Linked DNA regions of Mus musculus: region 2 is linked to region 1. Evidence: chromatin contacts called from ENCODE Hi-C or POLR2A ChIA-PET data. All regions are on one chromosome and are shown on one strand. Each heading gives the region's core, a stretch centred on a gene start or an enhancer-like site at or near the end of the contact. The rest is flanking DNA. Distances are from core to core; before and after follow the strand shown.

Region 1 (7,023 bases), core at 1,566-4,065:
ATGTAAATGCTTGGGTATAACTACACTAAGAGATTAAATGTGAAATAAGGGTATAACTACACTAAGTGATTTAATGTAAAATAAGTTCTGTAAAAGTACATTTACCTGAGTTTTTGAGCACTTCTCACAGATTAGTTAGAAATGTGCCCTAAAAACAAATAAGTACAAACACATTCATAGTCAGTGTATGTCCTACAGCTCTGTGTTAGCACAGTTCATAGAACACAAGTCTACAAGTGGTTCTATGATTTCAATTGAGTCTGCCTAGATGAAAGAATATCTTTATAAAATAACCTACATAAAAGAACATTTGAATTGCTCAGCAGTCATGTTCTTAAACCTTGCAGTGTAAAACTAGGATCATGGAGACACACACAAACAAACAGGGGCTTGGGGGAGGAAGAGAGATGCACTCACACAGACACACACATACACAAACACAAACAAAAACACAGGCAGTGTTTATACTGTAAATTGACTTAGATCTGGTCAATCAGAGACAAGCTTTCCATTAACTGAATCTCAAATAGGAGTACTGAGATATTTTACAAAACACAGACAGTAAGTCTTCACTTGTTTGTATATTCCGTATATAACAAAATATGTCACCCCTCCCACCAAGAACTAGTAGCACACTATAGTCTTTGTGACAAACAAAGTTTCCAAAACACAGTACTACTACCACAGAGTAAAGCCACCCTGAGTGTATGGAGTGACTAAGAATCTATGGATATCAGGACCAAACTCACAAAACTAGGGACAAAGTAAAGATGATGATGATGATGAACCCTGGTGACAGTGACACTGAAAACAACCCAGGTAACTATCAATACAAAATGCTATAAACTGGAAAAAATTGTAAGCATACTGCTAACTTAAAAGGTAGATGACATCAGACTTTACAAGTTTGTAATGCAGTGTACTTATTTTATTTTATTAATGTACAGACATGAAATGTTGTTAGCTTTTGAACTGCCATGAAAGGTCACTTTAAAAAATAATAACTACTATTTACAATAACCATGGTAACAAAGCAGGGAAGAAATTATCTCTGAATTTTAAAAAGATATAAAACAAGAGTACTTTCAGCCCGGAGGAAAATCTCACTATATTATTCTTACTTTATTCTTTTGTAGCAGGTTTATGAAAACTTATGAGGGCCTAGAGCTTTGTTACCATGGCACCAGTGTGGACTGAGGACCAGGATAGCATCACCTGCGAGTTTGTGAAAAATGAAAAAGCTGAGCCTCCACCTCAAGCTCACTGCATGAAGCCTCACTGAGCAGACCCTCCAAAGAGTCATATTCACATAAGGCCTGAGATGCGCTGTCTACAAGAGATAGAACCTAGGGATCCTCCAATGGCTGAAATTCCCCCACAACCACCTACACTGACGTCTCAGTGACGGCCTTCAGCACTCATAATCATTTTCATAATTGAAGGACCTGGTAAAAACACAGTGTAACTTGAAACATGAAGCGTGGAGCTAGTATCAAAACCCAGCCCTGTCTCACTAAACTACATGACCTTGAAAAATAGTTGGGTAGAAAAATAAAACCAAGGACTAATCACAAACAAAAACCAATTCACAGTTTTCAACAGATGCCAGGGCTTCCAAGTGAGCAAATGCAGCAGGGAGCGTGCTAAGTGCTGGCTCTCGTCCTTCCTGCCAAGCTCACTGTAGACAGCACACTCTATCAGTCCAACAAGGCCAGCCTATCTCAGATGCCCTCACACGGGCTACATAGGAAGCCCTACACAGGGATCTTTTATCACGAGTTAAAAGTCTCTCTACATTTCTGTGGGCATTCGTGTTCACCCTCATGACTCTACCGCGAACCCTCTGATAGGAAAGTAACAAGAGTCTCGGCCTGGATTTATGTGGGCCAGGTGATAGCCACTAGCCACCTGCATGGTTGTAAGAACCAGACTTCCAGTAAATTTTTGAAAACAGAAATGAAATGAGAAAACATTCCAAAACTGATTCCTACCTTCATTTTCTGCCCTGATTACTCTGCTTTTGATATTTAGAGTTAGGGATAGACGGGGCTAAGCACATTGCTGAGATATGGGCATACGCGTGACATCAAGGCTGATCACAACCACTGGGGGTGAAGGCAAGATAAATTTATGTTTCCCTCTTTTAAAATTAGACTGATAGGAAGAAATGTCACTTACACTGTACTTCTAGTTGACAGTGATGGCCTGGGAGCGCATTAGAATTATCTCAACACTTATTTTAATAAGTGCTAAGTGACACAGCCTTTGAGAAACGTTGGGGGGTGGGGGTTATCCCTAAATCCCTGAATTCATTCCCAAAGGAGAAAGCCTTTATTAAAAACGATGCCAAGAGAGGGGGGCTAACAAGGCCCAAGTGCACTCACAGGGATGCCCAGTTCTCTCACAGTCTAGGAATGTAGGCTTGGAAAAGATAAACAAATTCCACGGACAATAGTCAATCATTCCCGGCCTTTCAGTGGATACACTTTCCCCTCTCAGAATACAATAAAAAAAAGTCAGTAACTGAGGCTCAGATCCTGGGCGCAGCTCCAGGTGGGAAACACAGGCAGAGATCAAAATCAATGGTATTTGTTTGTACAAGTGGGACGGTAGCTTACAAGCAACTCACAGTGTTTCGTGGTACCCCCTGCCATACACACCCCAAAAAAGGGATTTCCTAAAATTGAAAAGTAGACTCGGGAACCATGCTTAACTGTAAGACTTCTGCGTTCCAGATTGAAAGCAGCGCTCCCAACGGTTAGAAAGTGCTGGATCTGAGTCAGTTTGAAAGGCTTCCATCAGAAGCCAGCAAAGTAGCTGGAGCCATCTTCCTCTCATTCCTGGCCTGGGAACAATTCTGTCACTCAGGAAATCTGGAGCCATGCCAACACACTGCTTCAGCAGCCTGCTGGGGGATGGGTGAGGAGAGGGGAAATGTCTGGGCAGCTGGCTTTTGTCACAAAGCCTTCTCTCTTATAGAGGCTTGTAATGAATTTCCGAGACTTAAGACATTGTTGTAAGTGATTAACAGGACAAAAATATCCAAGGTGTAAAAGGCCAGTTGGTATATGAATTAAATCTTTTGCAAATAGTAAAATATGATAGTCTAGTCATTTTTCAATTATTTTCTTTAGACTAGCCTCAAATGTCTATACGGAAGAAGAAAAAAGCTAAGACACTGAGGCCTTAATTTACACACCAGGTATTTTATATTAATACATACACTAGATATTTCCCTCACTCTTGAGGAGCTTTGGAGCCTGGCGGCCCCAGGCAGGTCACACATACCACCCTGGCTCAAGGTACTGGGAGGCCTGGCAGCTACCACACAGGAGGACACACTGGGGCTCAGGGTGACTCAGCTACTGTGTTGTAGTCACAGAGTGAGGAGCCTGATCACAGGCCTGAATCCACAGCTGCTGCAAAGCCTCCTCCCTAAGGGCTGCTTGTGACGACCAAACTTTGTCCTACTTTGGAACTCTGTCAGGTTGTTTCCTCTTAGCCAAAAGGCCAACACTCCCTCCACTGCTTGAACTGTTAGAGCTTTAAACAGCTCAAAGATTAGGAAATACAGTTTACAACAATGGAAACCTAAGAACTTGGAGTCATGAGTCCAGAACACAGGGCAGAGTAAATGCCCTTGTCTAGATGGATTGTAAGGGTCCATGCTTTGCTGGGGAATGATACCCCAGACTCAAATAAAGGATTTCCTGCACGCAGGGGGTCTCCCCATTTACCAATGGAGACTCTCTGGGTGTATGCTTTGCAGGGTCAGTTTAAAGCCTGTCAGCGTAGGAGTGGGTGACTTTTGCTTCTCTTTCCCTTGAGTGGTTGGCTCTGTCTTCAGGGCTGTGGAGCCTTTGTGATTGGTTAGGACTCTGGGGACTTTCCAGGGTAGCAAGGAATCCTTGGTTTGGCTGCCCACAGTAGTGGTTGGCTGACCACAGGTTCCTGGATCCAGGTTCTCATATCCAGGAAACAGAAAACTTAGGCCTAGTCTCCCAGACTACCAGTTTGCAGCCTCTCATGGAGTCAGCCTGGCTCTGGCTAACTCAGTCCTTTCAGGGTAAATTGCTCAGCTTATCACTGACTTTATAATATCAAGGGGAAAAACTATCATTTTTAAAAAACATGTTACTGAGCTTTTTGGGATAAAAAAAAATCCAAAAAGTACGTAGACTTTCAAAAGAACCCTCCATGTGCCTGCCCAGCTGCTCAGAGCTGCAATGCTCCGCTGAGTCTGGAACACTCCAAGTCCAGATATGAAGCATCTTTAGCCCTCTCAGCCTCTCGGAGCCTTGTATTACAGTCCTCTGTCCCTAACCTAAGGGCTTTGCAAGCATCACACAGAAAGTTCCAACTTACAGCAGAGCACTAGTTTCCCTTTGGAACATACTATTTTGGCCGACCATTAGTTTCCACCAACCCCAAAGCTAATAGGATCTGAGGCAAATGGTAGTGATTTCTCCATCTTGGTGTAACCTGTCTCTCTGATGTTCCACTACTGTATTTGATATCTGTATCAGTGTCCTGATAGCTGGCATTCTTTGTACTATTTTGTTTTATTTTGGTTTGGTTTCTATACTGGACAGTCACTCAGACACTCATATTTGGCTCCAGAATGTTCTCTTAGTCTCACTGAGATACGAGTTACATTATGTCAATAATAATGGCACCCAATGTGGGGCTAGGAGAATAACTCACTTTTCACTAGAGAAGCCTCCTTCATGCAAGTAAGGAACAGGCACGGAGCCACCAGGCACAATCCTTATCTCCCTGGGGCGTGGCTGATGACGAATTTGTTTAGCCCAGTATGGTTGTTTAAGGATGCTATTTGGTAGATGCTGTTTAGGGCTTACTTTCTCTCCAGAGTGTTTGATTTAAGGTGTCTATTTTGCTTGTGTGGCTTCGGGAACATTTTGGTCTAGACATCTGGCTTGATTTTCTACTTGTTTTCATACCTCTGAAGGCATTTTGGATTCTGGTTGTTTGGGTTTGTCTTCAGCTTTTGCTCATCTGAAAACTATTGAAAGCATTTTGGGCTTTGCTTTGTTTTGTCTCTGTTTTGTTTGCCTTCAAAACATTTTGATTTATTTACATCTGGCCTTTGTCTGCTGACACTCTTCCCCAAATACATAATCCTGCATTTCTTTTTTTATAAATAAGATAAATAATTTAACATAAAGTCCATGCTATGTTAAAACGTTCCATCTGTGAAGGCCACTTCCCCTTGGGAATATACGCTCATACCTGCATGTGTCCTCTTTTTCCTTAACCCTCGGGCTTAAGCCTACATTAAAATATCTTCATTATAAAAGCCAGTTCTAAAATTCCTTCAATTGAAGCCACAAATTCCAATCCCTGTTTGGCCTGAGTCAAGGCCCCAACAGTTTAGGGGGGGCTCCTCAGGCTGCTAAGGATCACCACGTGAAGCTGTGTGTATGTTTCTTTACTACTAACTTTCCTGAAGCATGGTGATAAGATCAGTGTCCCAGTCTGTCACTTGGCTGATCTACCCTAAGGATGGTTTGCAGGTAACAGTGCTTCTTTGGTTCATTTTTCTGGCCAGACCCATTTGGTGTTTGTTAAGTTTGACTGGCACCAAAAACAAAATTCCCCAGGACTCATCCAAGGTCAGATGGAACGGTAGTACAGTGGCTTTTCTGGGGGACATTAAGAGACCCGATCCCTCACATGTCCTAAACCAATCTCTGGCCCCCAAGATAAAGTGGAGAACGACTTCCCCAAAGGAATGACCCTGATGCTCTCTGCTTCTTTGTCTTCCAGCCAATGACCTGCTTTCTGTGAAGCTAAGAGCTTAAACAAGGGGGAATCCAGCAAGTTTCCTTCCCTGGGATCCTCTGAAGAAGGGCTGATGGGTATCAGTTTTAAGGTCAAAACAGATAAACCTAAACTCCATATGTTCTCACCTTATAAGATGTTTTAAAAAAAAAAAAAAACTATGGTGTACATCTACGTCTTTAAACCTTACACTAAATAGATGTCTAGGGGGAAAGTATCCACCTGAGGATTAGTGCTGAGCACGTGCTGAGTAAATAGGCCATACGGAAGAGACCTACTATGTGTATTCCAAGATAAGAGACAGCCGCATTGCCATATCCAGGAAGGGAACCATATTCCAGATTAACAAGGAACCACTGATGCCTGATCCAAAAACTCTATACTTCTTTTCCTTCTTTGCATATTCTTCTAGATACAAAAGCAAGCACGGGATATAATTTTGTCTCCTTATAAATTAAAAGCGTTCATAAGAAAGAAGACTTTGGCTTAAAGTAAAATTGAAAGAAAGATTTACTCATCAGAGGTCTAACCTGTTCAGCTATAAAGGGACAAGGTGTTACATAAACTCTACATGATCTTCATAATTTGATCTTTGATGCTTCCAGTCTTTGTTGTTGTTTTGTTGGGTTTTGTCTGGGTTGTTTGTTTGTTCACTTCTCTTATTTCGTCTGGTTTGGCTTTGAGTTTTGGGGTTTTTTGTTCGTTGGTTAGATGGTTGGTCTTTCGGCTTTTTTGAGACAGGATTTCTCTGTGTATCCCTGGCTGTCTTAGAACTCACTTTGTAGACCACACTGTCATCAAAATCAGAGATCTGCCCTCCTCTGCCTCCCAAGTGCTAGGATTAAAGACTTGTGCCACCATGCCAAGCATTACTAAGGTTTTTCTCACAACATAAGAAATAGAGATATATAAAAGAATGCCAAACTTTATCCTGCTTAGAGTGCCTCACAAACTTTAATGAAAATTGAATATGAAATTGTAATAAAGCATTTATTATTGAAAATAGATTTTTCATCTAATGTATTCTAATTGTGATTCCCAGCCTCAACTCCTCCCCTGATCCTCCCCACTTCTGAATCAACCCAAATCTACACCCTTTCTTGCTCTCTCTTACTAGAAAACAGGAATTTAAATACTTTAAAAACAATAATAAAATGATACAAAATACAAGCAACAAAGTAACCTGAATAGGACAAAACAAATAAATGAACAGGAAAAACA
Region 2 (7,023 bases), core at 2,299-4,798, 37 kb after region 1:
ATGACAATGTAGAGCTACACAGCGACAGGCAGAGGGCAAGAAACCCACAAGCATTCCCCCTAATCTCAGCTTCCTCCTTCCACCCACATCCTCTAAACAAGCGCATACATGGGCTCCTCTCTAATAGCAAGCATGCGCATCCTTTCCCGGGGAAAGAATCCCACCAGGTGAGAAGGAGGGTCGGCATCTGCATTAGCCTGCCTGTGAAGTCAAAAAAGGAACCGGCGCCAGGAATGGATGGGCTCATTTCAGCTACTAACTACAATTAAGTTCCAGCTTACCTTAGCTAGCCTACAAGTTCTAAGTCAGGAAGGGGAGGAATCCTGCTAAAAAAAAAAAACAAGACCACCATCCTAAATAGGTGACCACACTGAGCTATTGCGCAGGAAACCAGAAATAGTCACTGTGGAAATGGATGCTTGACTTTAGAATTTAATTATGCTCATCTTATAAAAGAGCCATAGCTCTATTGTAGTCACTACCTGGCAGATGTCATAAATCAGAACCCTGTGGCTTGAAACCTAATGTGTCTCATTTGACCTTATGTAGCAATCTCGGGTCAGTTCTGTTTGGGGTTGACGGTGACAAAGTCAGCATGGTCTATGATGTATGACAAATTAAACAATCCTACTTCTTTTGTAGTCAGAATCACTATTAAAAACAATCACTGACTGCAGACCACATGCATGCATGCACTGTCATCGTTTTCTAGGCAAATGGTTAGCGATTTCTTATGGCTGAACAATGATATGGATATTTCACCATATAACAAACTATACCTAAAAAGGACTAAGAAAAGGAAATAAAGCCAATATGTATATTTCAAAGGCTCTCTTAGACTGGGTCATGGAATACATGGTGATGTTGGGTCGTTTGTTTATCCTTTGACCACTCAATGAAGAAAAGTAGGTAAGAAGGGACAAACAGAAATCGGAACTGATCCTCACCATGTTATAGATGATGTATCAGATAGTGTTATTCTGTCTCATTTGATCTCCACAATTATACAACTCTATGCAGGTGAGGATGCAGGAATTTAAGTGAATTACTGGTTGCCAAGGAAAAGAGAGGGCCAGGCTCACAACTGTCCAACTCCAACGCTTACCATGTTTTTAGGATGTTATACTACAAATCTGTAGCCACTTCTCCTCTTCTTCCTTTCTACCTATAACACTATCATGTCAGTATGATCTGATCCCTAATAATGACAACACGTTGCAAACATTTATTGAGTCCTCATTGCATGCCACACAAGACACTGCGTCATCATTTCACCAAGTGGGGAAAAAACCCACAGACCACATCCCTTGCTTATAAACTATATGAACCCATAGAAAAATCTCATTGCATTGTCTCTCGGTCCTCAAAAACATCCTTCAGTCAGCAAACTGAGTTCACTGCCTCTGAGTGTGAGGGAAAACATAGAAGATGACTTTTTCAGTAGTGCTCTTTCTAATAAATATCCTGGGTTTGGTGCATACACAACAAAAATCACTTAAAAATGTCAATAATTTCTTTCACAATGTACCACAGTAAGATCTGCTCTTCTGAGTCCTCTTTCAATAAAGACATTATCAGCTTTCTTTACTGAGCTGTACTGTTTCCTAGAGAATGGACATAAAGGCCACATAATCATACCAGGCATTGGTGAGGAGCGTTAGACTCAGAAGGGAGCTCTCACACGACTAAAGCCGAGGAATCCAGGAAGCCCAATTAACTATAATATCTACTGCCAACACTGCAGTTAATCCAAACAGTACTGATTGGCCATCAAACCCTAAAATTATTTAAACATACAGGATTTTTATATTATTACCCTTGGTTTCTTACTGAGACTCAACTGCAATGAATTATTTAACACAAAACTGGAGGGGCTCCAACGGAATCATTAGCATTAGTAACTATCTAGCTAATGTGCTTTAGAACAGGCCCTAATGGACTCCAGAACCCGCCTGGGTGGTGTTTTGGGTCCAGCCCTGAAACATCCTTGTTAATAATGCACAGACTCCACACCTCACTCTCACACTCCTCTTGGCTTCAAACTTCACTTGAATGTAGGACTCCACACTCACAGGCCTAACTCAGAAAAATGAGTCTGTGTACATTCAACGCATGTAATAAGTAAAGGCACGACTAATATGACTTCTGCACATGATTTACAGTGTTCTCAGGAAAAGCAAAGTGTCAAACAAAATTGATAATAATAATAATAATAATAATAATAATAATAAGCTTGACTAAATATTTATCCATGTTTTCATAGTTCATTGTCCATACATGCAAACTGTCTTCAGACTGCAGACACTCACTGGCACATCAGGGCTTTAAGGAATTAGCTTATGATTAATTAATTAACTTTCACTAACATAACAGGTGAGCCAAAGGCCAGAAGGTATGCTGGGACACTCCCATGTGTTGGCTTGGGGCTTATAGGATTCCCTTGCTTTGCACAGTTACCTGTATCAAAGAAAGTTAAGGACCAAAGTTTAGGTAGCAGCTATGCCTCCAGGTTTACAGGCACTTTCTGCCACCAACACTCAAGATTCAACAAACCCATTCCACCGGACACAGCTGTCATCTTGCTGCAGCCTATAGCATGTATTCATTAAGTATCCTAAACATTCCTTGAGCGTTTTGTTTTGTTTTGTTTTGTTAATGCTGTGTGTTTATGCTCTGTTAAGTTGGTTGATTTTTTTTTTAAAGAAGACAATAGCCTCTGGACTGCACTAATGGAGCAAGTTCAGGAGACATATTCATAAATGTCTCCACAACTTCACAGCTCACCCTTCACCACAGCAGCTGGAAGGTTTCAAGACCTACAAACCGAACACCCAAACCTCCAATTATAGGACCCGGAGTACGGAACAAAAGGTCCCAAGGTATCTGTCCCACTTCCTCTAGGTTGAGTACATTAAACAACATCAGGCACATGTCAACGTTTCAACAATTCCCAAAGCTAAATTATTGGCTAAGCACTTAAAACCAACTCGCTTTAAGTAACCTAGGTGGCCACAGAAACCCGATGGCGGTGGGGACCGGGTGTTCCCTCTCCGGTTCACTGCGGGCGCCAAAGATACTATTGGCGGGGAGGAGGAACTCAAATTGGAGGCTTAAGACAGTCCACGAACGAAGCCCAGGTCCTGGGGGCAGAGGGATGGCCCTCCAGCTGGTCCCTGCCCTAGCCTGGAGTCCTCTCCTTCATCCCTGGTTCGCAGCTCACCCCGAGGTGGCAGCCGCCTGGTTGGTGCCCGGAGCACGGAGTGGGCGCGGGGACTGAGGGAGCGAGCCCCGGGATCGCCCGCAGGACACTGGGGACAGTCGACTACACTCACCGATGCGGCTGAAACTCTCGGACAAAGTTCTCCTCAACTTCTTCATCTTGCCGATCTTCTCGGCCGGCTGCGGTTCAATGAGGTCGCACATCTGGGCGGCGTAGGGCCCCGGCAACTTCGCGAAACTGGTCCAGCGCAGCGCAGCGCAGCGCAGACAACGGCGGGCGAGGGCGCGCGGCGCGGGGAAGGCGGCGCCTCGTCCTGCTCCTCCGCCTCCGCCTCCTCGCGGGCCGCGGGCGACGCGCAGCGCTCGCCAGGCTGCGGGGCTCGGGCCTGGGCCGAGGCTGGGCGCGCGGGGGCGTCTTACGTGGTGCCGGGGGCTGCCGCCATCCCCGCCGCCCGGGGGCCCCCGCGCTGCGCGGCCGCCCGCCGCATTTTCCCTCCTTTGTAAGCAAGAGCCGCGCGGCCGCGGCCGGAGATGGGGGTCCGCGGACGAGGAGGCGCAGGCGGCTGCGGACCGGGCGAGCGGGACAAGTTCCCCAGCCCGAGGGGCGGCGCTGCACGGAGACCTGCGACTGCCCTCGCCGGAGGCCTGGCGCCCGGGACCCCCGCGCGACCCCGCGCCGCGCTCCGGCTCCGAATCCGACTCCGACTCCCAGGCCTCCGCCGCCCTCCCGGACCCGCCGCGCCCGGGCGGCGCCCCCTCCCGGCCGCCCGCGCTCCGCCCGCCGCGGCCGCGCTCCTTCCGCGCGCTCCGGGACCGCAGCCCGCAGGCGGGCCAGTCCACCCGGTGCGGTCCGTGTTGGCCCACGACCCGGAAATGTTGGGGAGTGTCCGACGAGGTGCTCGAAGACCTTGGGGACGCATTCGGGTTTAGGATAGACTTTATGGCGTGGGGTGGTTGGTTTTAATTTGCAGGGAAAGTGGGTGCTCCAAAGGGCAGGAGAGGCCCCATTTTATTGGGGTACAGTGCAAAAGCTGAAAATGCTCCCCACCCCGGAACTTCTAGAAGTCAGGGCACCTGCGTTTTGCCTCAGCCCTGTCTCTGGGTGACAGGAATGTCACTGTGGGTGACTCCTCAGCAGGATACTCTGGTCATCGGTAAACTTACAACCTATTGTCACCTCCTTTCCCCACTTCAGTGAATGAACTTGAAAAGGATCTTAAGAGTGGCTTTTTTAAAAAGCCCCGGGACAAACAGTTCCGGCAGAAAACAGTCTTTTTTTTTTTCTAATAAATGAGGTGCTCCAAACGTCAGTCTCCCAGGGGAGGGTGAAGGAAGATGGGGGTTGGCCTGGTGTACTGATTATGGGCCAGCAAAGTCCTTATGAAAGAAACGTTAGTGATCTTGAGTCATCTGGCTGGGTAAGTAATAGGAGCTTTTGTGGGTGTGACAATGCTGTTTAGTTTAAAGGAAGTTTTGGGGAGTTTGTGTTTTGTCGAAAGATGTTTATCTTAAAACAAAAACTAGCCCCCTGCCTTCCTTAAATTGTGAGGTAGAACACTGATTTGTTCTGCCCTGTGCTGAGCACATTACAGGGTTTTGGTAGATTGCCACTGATAAAAAGCTGCTAGCTAGTCAAGCCAAGCCCCTAACAGGAGAGAGCCAGGAATCCATAGCAAAGTCAAGAGAGTTTAAACGCAGGGATGTTGGGTCCTGACAGCCATATCTCAGTAATTACAGAAAGCACCAACTGTGGCTTCATGCAGGAAAAAAAGTTTTATTGACATTTACCACTTGGTCAGACTAATTAGAAAATTAGCAGTTACAACTGAACTCACAGAGAGAGAAACAGAGACAGAGTGAGACACAGAGACACAGAGAGATAGAGACAAAGAGAAAAAAGAGACGGAGAGAGATCCAAACACTGATGCCTTCTTCCAGTCAACAAAGTTGAAAAAATAGCTAATGATAAAACCTTAGAGCGCTATGTATCTGCAGCTGTACTGCTGTCTCCTTTAGAAATGTCTGATCTGAGTACAGAGAGACACAGGCCCAGTGTCGTGGCTCAGTAGTGAGTGTTTGCAGCCGGCATGCTTTGTGTACGTGTGCTGTGCGTGTACCTGCACGTGCATGGGTGTGATAGCCTTTGTGTACATGTGCTGTGCGTGTACCTGCACGTGCATGGGTGTGATAGCCTTTGTGTACATGTGCTGTGTATGTGTACCTACACGTGCATGGGTGTGATAGCCTTTGTGTACATGTGCTGTGCGTGTACCTGCACGTGCATGGGTGTGATAGCCTTTGTGTACATGTGCTGTGTATGTGTACCTACACGTGCATGGGTGTGATAGCCTTTGTGTACATGTGCTGTGCGTGTACCTGCACGTGCATGGGTGTGATAGCCTTTGTGTACATGTGCTGTGCATGTACCTGCACGTGCATGGGTGTGATAGCCTTTGTGTACATGTGCTGTGTGTGTACCTGCATGTGCATGGGTGTGATAGCCTTTGTGTATGTGTGCTGTGCATGTACCTGCACGTGCATGGGTGTGACATCCTTTTTACCTTCCCAATATTTCTAATATTCTAAACTTTGAAAAGCCAGTTTACAATCTATGCATACAAAGCTATTGTTTGTGACCGTTTTTTAAAATAACATGAACTTGTGTCACTATATCTAGGGTTAGTAGGGGAAAACATTTAATATTAAGCTGTGGCAAAATATGCAAAATATATATATACATTTCTGAAATTTACGAAATTTCTGGAAACAAAAGGAGAAACTTAAGAGAATATTCTAGATGGGGCACAACTTTGTCCTTAGACGTTATACTTGAAAGTAGAATCTGAGTATTTTGCCCCCCAAATGCATTAATTTTATGTTGCAAAAATACTAACTTACAACATCATGGGTATTAATTTCCCTTTTCTGTCTCGACTCCAGACGTCCAGCCCTGTGCACTAAAGCAGAGCAGTACATCTGGCAGATGAGACCTGTGTCCAGTGACAAGCCAAGTGAACCCTGGCAACTGAATAGCCAGCTTTCTGCTCCATGTTTGTACGACACTGGCACGTTATGCAGGAAGCCTACAGAATAGAGAAGGAAATTAACTTCATGCTTTTGAGATATGTGTACTTCTGTTTAAGGGTTCAACGTGTGTGTGTGTGTGTGTGTGTGTGTGTGTGTGTGTGTGTGTGCGTGCGTGCGCAACATCTGAAGACAAGGACATAAGCTTATCTAGGGACTAATTGGCAAGTGCTGACTCAACCAAATTCACCAGTGCAATGTGGTAGGCCGGAAGAAGTTGGCTGTGGATCCAGGATGCATGAGTTTTCATTCCTGTTCCATCAATATGTGCTGTGGAACCTGAGAAGAGTAATGCATCTACTTCCTTATCTATAAGGAAAAGGTTTAAGCTGGATAAGCTCAGGTGTCGCCTTAGCTACAAAAATGTGAAGGTGGCATTACCCCGTTCTCAGCTTACATACTAAAGGCTGATTACACCCTCGATACACAAAGGTTGATATACAAGGTACAAAACATACTTTATAGATAAACAAAGCAAAATTACATGTGGTTTAATGTCCATCACTTCTAGTCACCGCAGACATAAACTGTGCATTTGTTAGACAATATTGTGGTTCCAGCCCGGTAGCATACACCAGCAGACATGAGGCCCCAACACATGTACCTCAGAGGACTGCCTGGTCTAGCCTCAGAGAAGATGCACCTAACCCTCAAAAGACTTAAAGTCCCCAGGGAGTGGGGAGGTCTTGTGGGGTAGGGGTGGGAGGACATCCTCTTGGA

The links. A loop is a pair of places that touch in the nucleus more often than their neighbours do. ChIA-PET counts read pairs that join two places held with the same protein, here RNA polymerase II (POLR2A).
Region 2: a loop to region 1 is called in a map of heart, with 6 times the contacts of the local background. The contact joins the promoter of Cdk14 here to the enhancer-like site in region 1. A Hi-C loop is called at or near these places in 5 of 37 maps with a recorded cell type or tissue (all heart). POLR2A ChIA-PET finds 5 or more read pairs at or near these places in 1 of 5 experiments (Patski).

The regions. Positions count from the first base shown.
Region 1 is chr5:5,340,081-5,347,103 of GRCm38, forward strand. The region is part of intron 2 of Cdk14 (cyclin-dependent kinase 14); the gene reads right to left. Among named protein-coding and RNA genes, the nearest start is that of Gm30151, 27 kb to the right of the region's middle. Within about 2 kb of position 2,816, at least 1 of the 3 ENCODE cell types and tissues checked has a DNase peak (open chromatin) inside an H3K27ac peak, as active enhancers do; it is heart, where a contact is called at or near this core.
Region 2 is chr5:5,376,703-5,383,725 of GRCm38, forward strand. It overlaps Cdk14 (cyclin-dependent kinase 14), which reads right to left and starts at 3,549. Exons shown (of 15, transcript NM_011074.3): 1 at 3,333-3,549. The coding sequence starts at 3,423.